Regions from separate parts of the Mus musculus genome. Here region 2 is linked to region 1. The links are chromatin contacts, found by Hi-C or POLR2A ChIA-PET in ENCODE. All regions are on one chromosome and are shown on one strand. The core of a region is the stretch at or near the end of the contact, and the rest is flanking DNA. Distances in the headings are between cores, read along the strand shown.

What was found. A loop is a pair of places that touch in the nucleus more often than their neighbours do. ChIA-PET counts read pairs that join two places held with the same protein, here RNA polymerase II (POLR2A).
Region 2: a loop to region 1 is called in a map of heart, with 9 times the contacts of the local background. The contact joins the promoter of Ephb4 here to the promoter of Srrt in region 1. A Hi-C loop is called at or near these places in 1 of 37 maps with a recorded cell type or tissue (heart). POLR2A ChIA-PET finds 5 or more read pairs at or near these places in 3 of 5 experiments (Patski and embryonic stem cell).

The regions. Positions count from the first base shown.
Region 1 is chr5:137,306,191-137,312,371 of GRCm38, forward strand. Srrt (serrate RNA effector molecule homolog (Arabidopsis)) reads right to left here and starts at 1,484. Exons shown (of 20, transcript NM_031405.2): 1 at 1,234-1,484; 2 at 856-995. The coding sequence starts at 977. Trip6 (thyroid hormone receptor interactor 6) reads right to left here. Exons shown (of 9, transcript NM_011639.3): 5 at 5,950-6,043; 6 at 5,684-5,853; 7 at 4,463-4,641; 8 at 4,095-4,215; 9 at 3,709-3,984. The coding sequence ends at 3,853. It also overlaps the pseudogene Gm43013.
Region 2 is chr5:137,345,903-137,352,176 of GRCm38, forward strand. Ephb4 (Eph receptor B4) reads left to right here and starts at 4,207. Exons shown (of 17, transcript NM_010144.6): 1 at 4,207-4,747. The coding sequence starts at 4,696. Gm52791 (a long non-coding RNA gene) reads right to left here and starts at 4,150. Exons shown (of 3, transcript XR_003955817.1): 1 at 3,177-4,150; 2 at 2,030-2,164; 3 at 1,698-1,936.

The DNA.
Region 1 (6,181 bases), core at 234-2,733:
CCAGATGCCCTATTCTGTCATGCAGATGTACATGCAAATTGAGCACTCAAACAAATAAATCTTTAAAAATAAAGAAATCTGTTTTCAAGTTGAGCTATGGCGCTTAACTCACTAAACTGGCTTTGTTTTTGTTGTTTTTACTTCACCTCTGGATTTAAAAAGGAAGAGAGGTAGAGAGCTGGCTCAGTAGTTAAATGCACTCCTTTTAACCACTCTTGGTTGGCTCCTCTTGCGGAGGACTAGGCTTTGAGTCCCAGCACCCACAAAGCAATTCACAACCATCTTTCCTGCCCATTTCCCAGAGGATCTAAAGCCTTCTGTTGGCCTCCTCGGGCACCAGGAACGAATGAGGTGCATAGACATAATGTAAGCAAACCCCCATGAACGTTTTATTATATAAAAGAAGAAATGCACTTGCACATTTCTTATCTCAATTACCTGTTTTAAAAATCCTTTCAAAAAACTCTTAAACAGGATGTGGTAGAATACTTCCTTAATTCAGAAGTTTAATGTCATCTTGAGCTACCTAAAGAGTTTCGGGCCAATCTCACTTTGGTCAGTTTGTGCTTTCTTAATATTTGGATTTGAGATTGTGTCTCCCTATGTAGCCTGCACGGAAGATGCAGTCCAACCAGCTGTGCGGAGCTCCTGTCCAGCACTAATACTGACCGTCACTTTGGTTAAAAGCTCAAAATCTGAGCCAACGGTGAATAGACTGAAACTACAGAAATGGCTCAACGGTAAACTGCATCCTAATAAGATTTTGTAAGGTAAAGACAAAAAAGGAAACGAAAAGAAAAATTGTGGCGCGGAAGGGTTGTACGGGGCGGGGTATGGACGTTAATACTGTCTCACCGGTCATTCCAATCGTCCCCTCGCCGTCTTTCATCCCTTTCCCGGGAACGGTCATAATCGCTGCGCTCTCTTCGAAATTTGTCCCTGCGTCTTCGGTCGTATTCATCATCACTGTCACCCATGGTGCTGTCAGAGGAGGCCTGGGGCCCGGCGGCGGGTAGACACGGTGATGATGAACAAGGACCAGAGGAGGGACAATCCCCCGGGGACAGCACGCCCGCCTCCCTCCCGCCGAGGCCGGCCTGCCATCCCGGGCAGGGCGATCGCTCCGACAGTTTCACTGTCCCCACGGATTCCCCCTCGTCCACCCCCGAAGCCCCCGGGCACGGTCCTCTCCTCGCAATCCCGCCGCCCGGGCCTTTCCTTCCCCTCCCCCACCTGGCAGCGGTCGGGGCCGTTGGAAGCGCGCGCCGGCGGGCTTGTTTTCCGGGCGGACCGGAACGAGCGACAATGGACCACAAAGAGGGTTGGAAGGAGACGCTGGGATTCTCAGCCCGGAGACGAAGGGGAAGAGAAGAGCGGGACCGCGGGGGGGGGGGGGGGGCAAGGAGGCGCGCGCGCGTCCTACGTCACTCCCGGAGCTCGGCCTCCAACTACAAAACAAGACCCCCGGACCAAACTAAAACTCCGAGATTAAAAGAATGACGGGAAGAGGGTGGAGACGCGGAAGTCTCGCGTGGTTTTGCGACAAAATCGCCCCAGCTTCTCGGAGCTACGGAAGTTGAGCTGGGCCAAGCCAGGCCTTCTGAACGTGCTCGTGCCTACTTGAAAAGGAGGGCACTGGAGAAGTTAAGTGTCACTCCCGTAAGGTATCCTGGGTAGGAGCTAGTTTGCATCCAAAGGTTGCTTTGCAATAGCCCTGGGCTGGGGCACCTCTTGACCTCCTCAAGGGCGGATTTGCTATCGAGGGGTTTGGGGACGATGGATGTCTAGGGAATAATTCATAGAAGCAACCATTTTAGAGGCATCTCCTCCCACCATTTTCTCCTGCAAAAAAATACAGTATGTGCTACTTATAAAATGCGTTCTTCCTGCTTGTCTTGGACAGAGGAGCCTAATACTCATGCAAAAGTGTAAACCTCGATCTTAATGCCCAGTTCTTTAATGGGAGTCTTTACATTGCAGTCTGGAAACAACCACCAGGATCCACTAGTTTCCAGTTGAAATCCCTAAGATAACAGTAAGCCCTTTTCCATGAATAGAATACTAAGCTAAACAAGGGAGCATGCCACTGTCTTGCTCCCAGAAAAGAATGAAAAATCCCAGCATCTAATAAGGTGTATTTACAAGGGGGCATTTTAAAAACTTAGCAGACAGTTACGTTGGCACAGGCGTAACCCGAGTTACTCAGTAAGTCAAAGCAGAATCAAATTCAGGGGTTGCAAAATGAGTTCAAAGCCAGCCTTGACAATTTTCTAAAACCCTTTCTCAAAAACATTTTCCAAAGAGGCCGGTCCAGTGTGTAAGAGCACTTCCTGGTCTTGCAGAAAATCAGAGTTGGAGTCCCAGCTCCCATGTGGCTGGCTGCTCACAGACTGTTAACTCCAGTGCCTAGGGAACTGACACCTCTTCTGGTCTGCAAGGGCACTGCACTCAGATGCACACACACCCACACACTGATACACAGATACATATACTCATCATTTTGTTCCAAAACAAGGTTTCTGTGTACCCCATGGCTGGCCTGGAACTCCCCTTGTAGACTAGGTTGGCCTCAGACTGAGAGATCTTCCTGTCTCTGCCTCCTGAGTACTGGGATTTAAGTCTTGCAACCAGCTCATACACACGTAATTCAAGAAGATGGGAGCATGGTGGCGCTCACCTCTAATCCCAGCACTCTGGTGGCAGAGGCAGGCAGATCTCTGAGTTGGAGGCCAACCTAGTCTACAAAGGGAGTTCCAGGCCAGCCAGGCAGGGCTACACAGAGAAAGAAGGCCCCGTCTCAAGAAAGAAGTAGAGGAGGAAGAGGAGGGAAGCAATGAGAGTCGTACAGCTCAATGATAGAATGCTTGCCTACCGTATGACAGGACCTGGGTTTAGGAAGAAATAAGCTAAGAAAGGAGAGAGGGAGACTGAAGGTGCTGTTCAGCAGGTGGGCATGTGCTTAGCATATATGAGTCTCTGGCCCATCCCCAGCACCCTCCATCCCCCACAAGAAAAGTAGCCATGTGCAGTGTCACATTCCTGCAGCCCCAGCACTGCAGAAATGAGGGCAGAGGGATCCCGGGTTCGAGAACAGCCTCAGCTATCTAGCAATGTTTCAAACCAAGGGTAGCCTGGGATACTTTACAGTTTGTCCTTTAGAGAACTACCTCTGTTTGACATTTGGCCTATGTCACGGCACTGTGGCTAAATGCACCGAGCAGGTCAGCATCGTAAGTAAACATAGGATCCGAGATGATGCCTCCCTCTGGAGAATGGCATGGAAAATTGAAATCGATGAGCACACCAGGTATATTTGTTCCTTCTGGAGCAAGACCAAGATGAAGAAAACAGGCCACTGGCATCTGGCACTGTGGTGGCTGGTGCAGCCCAGATCTGCGACACCACTTCTGCTGTTGTATCTGGCATCAGAAGTCTGAAGGACTTGAAAGACCAGCAGAAATCCAATCATCTGAGACATCCCTAGCCTACAGTAAACAGGTTAATTTATGTAACAACAACAATAGTACAGGATGAGAGTTAATAAAAGATATGCAGGATCTCATTATGTAGCCCCTCACTGTCCTGGAACTTAGTATGTAAACTAGGCTGGGCTCAAACTCACACTCTGCCTCCGCCTCCTGAGTGCTGGAGTTCAAGCTTTCACCAGCCTCATCCTGTGAGACTCCAATAAAGAACAGACTTGGAAGTGCTTTTAAATGCTCCAGGGATTATTATTTCATGAAGAGAGGAAGAAAAGACAGCATTTGATGGCAAACACTAAGGGTAGATGTTGGGGGAAGTGACGGACGGACGGACGGGGGCTGAGATCCCAGCAGGTACTTCTCAGAGCAGTCAACAATCAGTGGTGACAGTGGCTGAGAGCTCTTGGATACGCCAGGCGCTGCAAGCCTTGCACAAGATGTGCCCATCCAGCGGGTAGCAGCCTTGACACTCTCCCTCAGAGGACAGCAGCAGCCCACACTCCTGTGAGAAAGAACAAAACCTTCATTAGCCTGGGACTTTCCCACAGTGCTTTTCCCCCAGCTTCCCGGGCTCTGCAAAGCTCTCGCTCCTGCCCAGGGACCCCCCCTCACCTCACACTTGTAACAGCCGATGTGGAAACTTCGATCCAGAGCAACAATTCTCACCGTCTCCTCCTGACCTGGTTCCGGCATGATGGCCCCACCACACACTGAGCATCGTGGGGCAAATTTCCTGCAGTGGAGGGGAACCAAAGAGGCTATCAGGTCCCTCCCTCCCACACCATCAGGAGACTCAAAATGAAGCCCAATGAAGGTGGAAGGGGCAGGGGTGGGGATGAGAAGGATATAAGAGATGTGTCTGGGTCTTGGGGAAGAAAGTGGTGTCAAAGAAAGAGAGCACCAGAAGGTGGAAACAGAAGAGGCAGACCCTGGGACATGAAGAAATAGGTCAGTGAAGACATGCTGAATCCAGGCAAGACCTGTGGAAATCTTCAATGCAGTGGATCTGGCTGGTGGCGTCCACTGTGAACGGGATGCCATCAAGACCACGGTGGCATACCACACAGGTGAAGCAACCAGGGTGGTACGCCTTCCCCATAGCCCTCAGGATTCGGTCCAGGATGGGTTCAGAGCATGTGGAACATTTCTCCAGGGTGGCCTAACGAAAAAAGAGGAAGGAAGGTCAGTGGAGGGAAGCCACTCCAGCCAGGAAGGAGTACTCTCTGCCCAGCCATCTGGTGTGTGTAGTTCCCTGCATGGGATTCAGTGGAAGGTGGACTTAGCATTTCTGAGGTCTAAGAGCAGCACTGAAGCCTCTAGACAAGGGATTTGGTCTCCACACACTTCATCTTTCAGTGAGATGAATCAGTAATGCCTCTGAGGAATGCTGTCAGATTTTCACAAATAACCTCAACTCTAAAATGCCTTCCAGCTGGCACAGTGGCACATATCCGGTTTCCTAGCTCTTGGGAGGCTGAAGCAGGAGAACCATAACTTTAGGATCAGCCTGGGCTACACAGTAAGACTCCGTCTGGAAGGAAGGAAGGAAGGAAGGAAGGAAGGAAGGAAGGAAGGAAGGAAGGAAGGAAGGAAGGAAGGAAGGCAGGCAGGCAGGCAGGCAGGCAGGCAGGCAGGCAGGCAGGCACCCACCCGCTTGAAAGGAGGAGCTGTCTTTCCCTCCTTCATCTAGTCTCCACAGTTAACTCATTCCTTAGCCTGGGGCCATAGCTCAGTTGGTAAAGTGTTTGTCCAGCATGCACGAAGCCCTGGGTTCCATTCCTAGCACCACAAAGAACAGGTCTGGTGGCCCACACCCAGAATCCCCGTATCTCATGGATAGAAGGAGGAAATTCAAGGTCTTCCTTAGCTACACATAAGAGTCTCAGGCCAGCCTGGGACATGAGACGTATTATCTCAAAACAGCAAACAAGTAATCAAAGAAACAAAACCCAAGATGTTCCTTTGGGTGATGGACCAATTGATCTTGGGAAACCTGCGCCTTGGGCTGCCTTCAGACTTGCTCTGCAGCTCAGGCTCTCCTCCAGATAGGCCCAACTCACCACATTTAGCTTCTTCCTTCTTATACCTCACCCGACTTCCAGTCCCACCCGACTGAGTATCTGGCCCTCTCTTAGACAGGAACCTGCCTGTCTGACTTGATGCTTCATTTAGCATCCCTCTGTCACAGCCCAGCCGCTCACCACATAGCAGCTCTCACAATATGCCCGCCTCTCCACAGCATAGAAGTGCTGGCCCCGGAGCTGGGCCCGACAGGTAGAACACACAAAGCAACCAATATGGAAGACACGGTCCAGGGCCACAACCCCAGCTCCATCGCCCACCACATCTTCGCCACAGCCACCACACCGACCTGAGGACAGAGAGGAACGAGATCAGCCTCCACAGACCCACAACAGCAGATCCTCTGTCTCCTCCCTGTCTCCACCCTATCCAGCAGTCAGCTCACCAAAGTACTCCCCACTGGGAGGGTGGCTCATGTCATGCACCAGTTTCTTGGTCAGTCTCTCCAGTTCCTCTTCAGGAGGTTGGCCTAAGGGGCCCTAGAGTGAGAATTGGGGCTTTGAGGCGCTGCCTATAGTCTCAGACACCATAAATAACTCATACAGTCAGGAACCCCAAAATCTCAGAGGACATCTCTCAGAAGCTGATAGGGGGAAAGGAAGCCCCTTCCCTTTGGA
Region 2 (6,274 bases), core at 2,957-5,456, 42 kb after region 1:
ACACACACACACACACACACACACTCACACTGAACCACCACCAAGAAAAATCCGTTTAAAGTGGCGGTATTCATTAACTAGGGCCAGGGAAGCAAGCAGATGTGTGAGAGGTGCTGTGGTTTATACCTCAGGGAACTTTGGACTCCATGGGGTTAAGTGAGCCAAGAGAGGAGTGGCTGGCTAGGCTTCAACGCGGGGACTTCACCACTTACCGTTTAAAGGAGGCACACGGCTAGTCTGTTCTCTGCTACTTCAAATGTACAGGAATGTTTCCCCCTGCTTTGTTCTTATCGATTTTGGGGTTTCGTTTTCATTGATTTTGGGGTGTGCATGTGTGTGCCTGTGGGTGTGTACTCACACGTGTGTATGAAGATCAAAGGACAACTTTGTGAGGATTCTCTCCTACGATGTAGTGGGTCCTGGGGCTCAAACTCAGGTCATCAAGGGCAAGCAAGCCCTTTTATCCCTTGAGCCATTTTGTCACCATCTTATTAAGTGTTTAATGTGTTTTGTTATGACATTTCCATAGGATACTTTTATGTTTATGTTCTCAGTTCTTATTCATGCCTCCTCTCCCACTCCACCCCTGCCCTCCCACTCCCACCCCTGCCCTCCCACTCCACCCCTGCCCTCCCTTATCTTTTTTTTTTTTTTTTTTTTTTTTTGAGACAAGATTTTTACTGTCAGTCCTAGAACTCACTAAGCAGGGCAAACTGGTCTCAAAAATCCCAGCGCTCTAGCTTCTGCTTCCTGAGTGCCTGGGATTACAGGCCCAGTTTACCCAGTTTACATATAGGAAAAGCCTTATCTCTCTGAGGGCTCAAAACAAACTGTCACAGTGTGAAAGGGACTTCTAGGCCAGGGTGGTGGCTCACTGGAGAGAGAGACGGAGACAGAGACAGAGGCAGAGAGAAATTGCTTAGCATGCCTGAAGCGGGTGGTGGGGGTGGGGGTGGGGGTGGTTGGGGTTTGGGGTGGTCAATCAGGAGCACCTCATAAGCCTGGTGGGATGGTACATGCCTTGCATTGAGGCCTTGGAGGCAGGGGGACCAACTGTTCAAGGTCATACTCAACTGTATAAAAAAAGGGGGGTGGCGTTTGTTTGGGCTAGAAGAAAGAAAGAAAAGACTCCTAATGTTATTTGTACTCAAGAAGACTATATATATATGTACAAGGATCTGGCCTGCCAGTGAGGGGGAGCATACAGAGGTGACTGTTAACACCCGCAGTGGGAAATCTGTGAAGGGCTTCAGAGTTTGTTTTGGTTTTAGATGATTTTTTTCTAGATGACTCAGTTTTGTCTTATGTGCATGAGTGTTTTGCCTGCTTGCATGTCTATGCACCACATGTGTGCCTGGTGCCCACAGAGGTCCAAAGAGGGCATTGGAGCCTCTGGAACTGGAGTTATGGATGCTTGGGCACCAGCTCGTGGGTGCTAGGAATCAAACCCACGATGTCCTCTGTGAAAGCAACAGGTACCCTTCACGGCCGAGCCATCTCTTCAGTGCCTTTCAAAGTTTTTGTAATCCTATTTTTTTTTTTTTTTAAAGATTTATTTACTTATTTATTATACGTAAGTACACTGTAGCTGTCTTCAGACACACCAGAAGAGGGCATCAGATCTCATTATGGGTGGTTGTGAGCCACCATGTGGTTGCTGGGATTTGAACTCCAGACCTTCGGAAGAGCAGTCGGGTGCTCTTACCCACTGAGCCATCTCACCAGCCCGTAATCCTATTTTTTATTTGCATATTTATTGCGTTAGGAGAGAGCCAGTGAAGGCCACAGTGTCCATGTGGAGGTCACAGATGACAGACAACTTCTGGAAATCGGTTTTCTCCTTCCACTATGTTTACCTTGAAATTCAAACTCAAGTTGTCCGCTTTGGCAGCTGGCACTTCTACCACAGAGCCACGTCCCAGTTCCTCCAAGTCCCCTAACACCGAGAAGAAGAAGAAAAACAAAAAGGTTTGAGATTTGGTTGGGTCTTTGGGACAAACACTGATTTTGGGCTAATGGGAGTTCTCACCTGCAGCAGAAGGCTAAGCAACTCAGTGCTGGCAGCAGGAGTTTCTGGTGGTCCGGGAGTGGAAGGAATGACCTCACACACACAGGATAAATGGAGGGTGCTTCCTGACCCGGGGAGTAAAGATCTCGGGCGTCACTTGCATGGAAAAGGGAAATCACGGGATTTTCACCAGTGCGCGCTCTCTCTCTCTCTCTCTCTCTCTCTCTCTCTCTCTCTGTGTGTGTGTGTGTGTGTGTGTGTGTGTGTGTGTGTGTGTGTGTGTGTAAGACTTGCAATGTAGTCCAGTCTGGTTCCACTTTCCTCCCAAGTTGTGGGAGTATGACCACACTGGATCTGTGTAGGAATGGGATGGAACTCAGGGCTTTCTGGGTGCTAGAGAAACTGTTTACCAAATTCTCTACTGATAGCAGCAGAGAGGCCAGCCCAGGAGTCATTCTTACTGATACACTGTCTTTGGGTTTTCGGAATAATCTGATGGGCTCTTTCATCTTTTCAGCTGGGTCTCATCAACCGAACCCTCCTCCACGCCTGCCTCTGTCATCCAGGCTGCTTGTCTCTCCTCTATTGAGGCGTTAATCGTCTCTGCATACTAATGAATTGCTTATCCCACTAAATGTGAAAATTTTTAAGCAATCAAAGGCTTGAAGTGGGCTGCTGATGGTGGCTCCTAGGGTGAGAACAAGCCACGACTCAGAAATTCAGGGGGACCCGGATGCAGAATGATAGCTGCAAAAAAGGGGGTGTCTGTGGATAAGAGAAGGGGAGCCTGAGTCTGCGTGGGGAAGGAGGAGGGGACTCCCAGATCTAGCCGGTCAGCCTGGCTCCAGCCAAGCCGGCTGTTTCCTGCCCTGGCTGACCCCCCACCCCGGAGCGGGACCCAGGCAGGGCTGTGAGGAAGGGCAGGGGGTGGGGAGCACTACTTGCGCCAGGAAGATAAGTGCACGGGGACAAAAGGCCATCACGGGTCTCCCGCGCCCGCTGGTGTGTGTGTGCGCGCAGGCGGACAAGAGGTCATCACCGGTCTCCCGCGCCCGCTGGGGTGTGTGTGTGCGCCCTTAGGGTATTTGGCAGACTCCCAGGTGCCCCAGACTCCTACCTCAGAGTTTCCAGACCCTGTACTAATTACCTTAAATTAAAGTCTCCTTACCGCAGCCCTTAAAGGACCGACTTCGGGAACAGCACCTCTCTCATCCAACCATCCCGTGCCCCACACTCACAGTGCCCTGATGTAGATAGGAGGCCGTCTTTCCTGGACCCTCCCCTCAAACTGATGGATGAGAGGGGGTGCTAGCAAATGAGAGGAAGGGCCCTCCCAGCCATCCCGAGGGCCCCCAGGAGCCAGACAGGAAACAGCCTCAGGAAAGAGCCACAACGGTCCCTACCCCCGCCTTGGAGGTCAAGGCTGCAGGCGGCGGGGAAGTGTCCCCCTCCTTTAAAAAAATGAAATGAGGTGTTACGGAGATCCCTCACCCTCTCTGACACGCCTGCCTTTTATTTACATTTTCTATACTTTGGGTTTCAAACCACTTTCTCCAGCGTTAGGCTGCGCGCTCAGTGGATCTCCAGGACTTAACGAGCACGCACTGATTGTGTGAGCGCTCTCTCCGGAGATAGACAAGCTGGGATTATTGCTTGAGGAACGGAGGTCTGTTGGGAAGCTCTCCATACCCAAATGCAAAGTTTTAACCTTCTCCTCCCAAATGCAATCCCCTGCTCCAACTAGGTGGCAGGGGGCGCATCCAGATGTGGAATCTCAGGTCCCGCTGCAAGGTCAAAGCAGGCTTTGTGTGGGGGCATTCACATTTACGCACACATCTGTGAGGCCTGGTAGGTTCAGGTCAGTCCTGAGGATTCCTGGGCTACTGCCCCAACATGCACAATCAGGGGTAGTAGGCATGGGACACCCAGCACCCCTGGACAGTCCCTAAGTTCCACACATGCCGCCCCTCCCCCTCTTGCAAACTTTCTCCTAACTTCCCGACAGGCTCAGTTCGGGCGGCCCCCCCTCTCATGAATTATTCAGCAGCATAGGAGCCAATCAGCTCCCCGTGCACCCCCCCCTCCCAGAGAAACCCGGGCTCCAGGGTGTTGGGAGATGGGGCGGGGGGAAACTCTGACATGGGACTGTCTCCGCCTCCTATGCGCCCCTCCCTCCTAGGCCAGGCGCCGCCCGACTCAGTCTCGACTCGGCCCAGCCCTGGCCCAGCCTGTTTCCCTCCCTCCTGCTCGGTTCCCACTTTGGTTTCCACCTTCCTTGACCGCGACCGGCGCACTAACCCCGGCGGCGCGACATCCACCAACCACTCCAGGGAGCGAGAGAGACCGCGAGCAATCGGCCCACCCCAGCCAGCCAGGGCGGGACCCCCGAAGCCCCGAAGGGACCCCTAACTCTCAGCCACGTCCCGATCTCCGCCCGCCCAGCGACGGCCACTGCCAGGACGTCCCCCCTCAAGGCTGGCCTCCCCGCGCGCGCGCGCTGCGGCGGGGACGTGGGGGCCGCACCTGAGCGCGGGTGCCTGGCGCGCCCGCATGGGCCATCGTTGAGAGGCCCTCGACGGAAAGTCCCAGCAGCAGAGTCGGTGTGCACCCGCCCAGGGGAGGGTCAGACCTGGGGGGGCCAGGGCCCCCCAAACTCGGATCGCATTCAGCCAAAGTGAGGCGGCGCCATGGAGCTCCGAGCGCTGCTGTGCTGGGCTTCCCTCGCCACTGCTTTAGAAGGTGAGTTTTCTTGGGGTGCCCCCTGTTCTTGGGGTCCCCCAAAGTTGTGCCTCAGAGTGCAAAAGCTGGTCTCTCCCTATCCCAACTCCGGTACCCCTTAAACACTTCGGACCAATAGCACTAGAACGGGAGGGGGCGGGGAGGAGGCGGCCTGGCGGGGAGTGGGGTTTTTCTTTTGTTTGGGAAAGAGATGGAGTCGAGAGCTCAGACCCGGGACCTTCCCTTACCCAGCCTTCTAAATTCTCAGTCCTGATGCCAAAGGCCCATGACAGCCTTCCTTTTCCTGTCCACCCTAATGTTCAAAACTATCCCCCAAAGTTTTTATCCTCTCTCCACCTCTGGCTAAACTCCAGGGGAAAGTTCCTGAAGGGGCACTTGCAGGCGAGGCAGACCCCAGCTAGGCCGTAAAGCGACCCCCACCTCTGGTTCCCTAGCGTTCATTCACACCTGGACTCCACACCCCAGTCAGGATGGCCCCATCTGCAGCCCCACTCTCCAACTCCCAAATGGCTGGCCAGGCTACTGACCTCGTGCAGACTCTTTTCTTGTTTTTCTCAAGGCTGTACCCCAACCTTTTACATGCCATTTAGACCTCAACTTTTCCCAAGGCTGAGGCTTTCTTCCAGCCATGCAAGCCCGCAGAAACTGCCTAACACCGGCCTGTGTCGCCCTAATTCACCCCAGCTGGCCGCCTCCTAGCCCGCCTCAGATTTCTGGTTTTTTTTTTTTTTTTCCTTCTGTATTCCTCTCCAAATGCCTCTTCAGATCTGTGAGCCCCTAACTCCACAGTCCCTCTTGGGGCTGCACAGGACTCATAACCCCCTTTCCTGCCTCCCTAATCTCTTTTCAATGAATTTGGCTCCCCCACAACCTCCCTTGCTGCTTAGAATCAAAGGAGAATCTGGGGAGTGGGACACAAGAGTGGGGGAGATCTCTCCCTGAAGCGATGGAATCAAAGGAGCTCCCTCTAGGCTGGGCAGTGCTGTTCTGGGCTGATCAAAGTGTGGGAATGGGGTGAGGACAGACTTTGGGCTCCTGGAGAGGAGGAAGTCAAATGGGCAGAGCACCCATGAAGTGTGTCTGGAGGGAAAGACGGGCCAATAGGAAATGCCCCTTCTCGCCTGCGCTACCTGAATGATTCTCAAGCCCCTGCCTTCACCTGTGCCAACTGCGATTATTTTACTGTTATTTTGCCCAGCAAAAAAGGAGAGTTCTTGTTTCCTTAACAGGTGACAAACTAAAGCTTTAGAAATGTTAATTAGTTTATCCAAGGCCTCAGGCCCTAAAGGAGGTGTAAACTGGGAGATGTGGTGGTGGGGGGGGGAGGGGACGACGACCTAGAAATGGAGCCCTGGAGGGAAGGAGGTGAGAGGTGGGTCTGGGAACTGGGGGACTGAAGTGAGCTGGAGGCAAACTGGCGTGTTGTGGATGCAGGGAAAGTGAGTCTGGGCTCAGCTCAACAGGCTGAAGAGCAGCCTGTTGCACAGACAGTGTGTAAATTGGAGACAGGAAAACGCTATCCAGGCT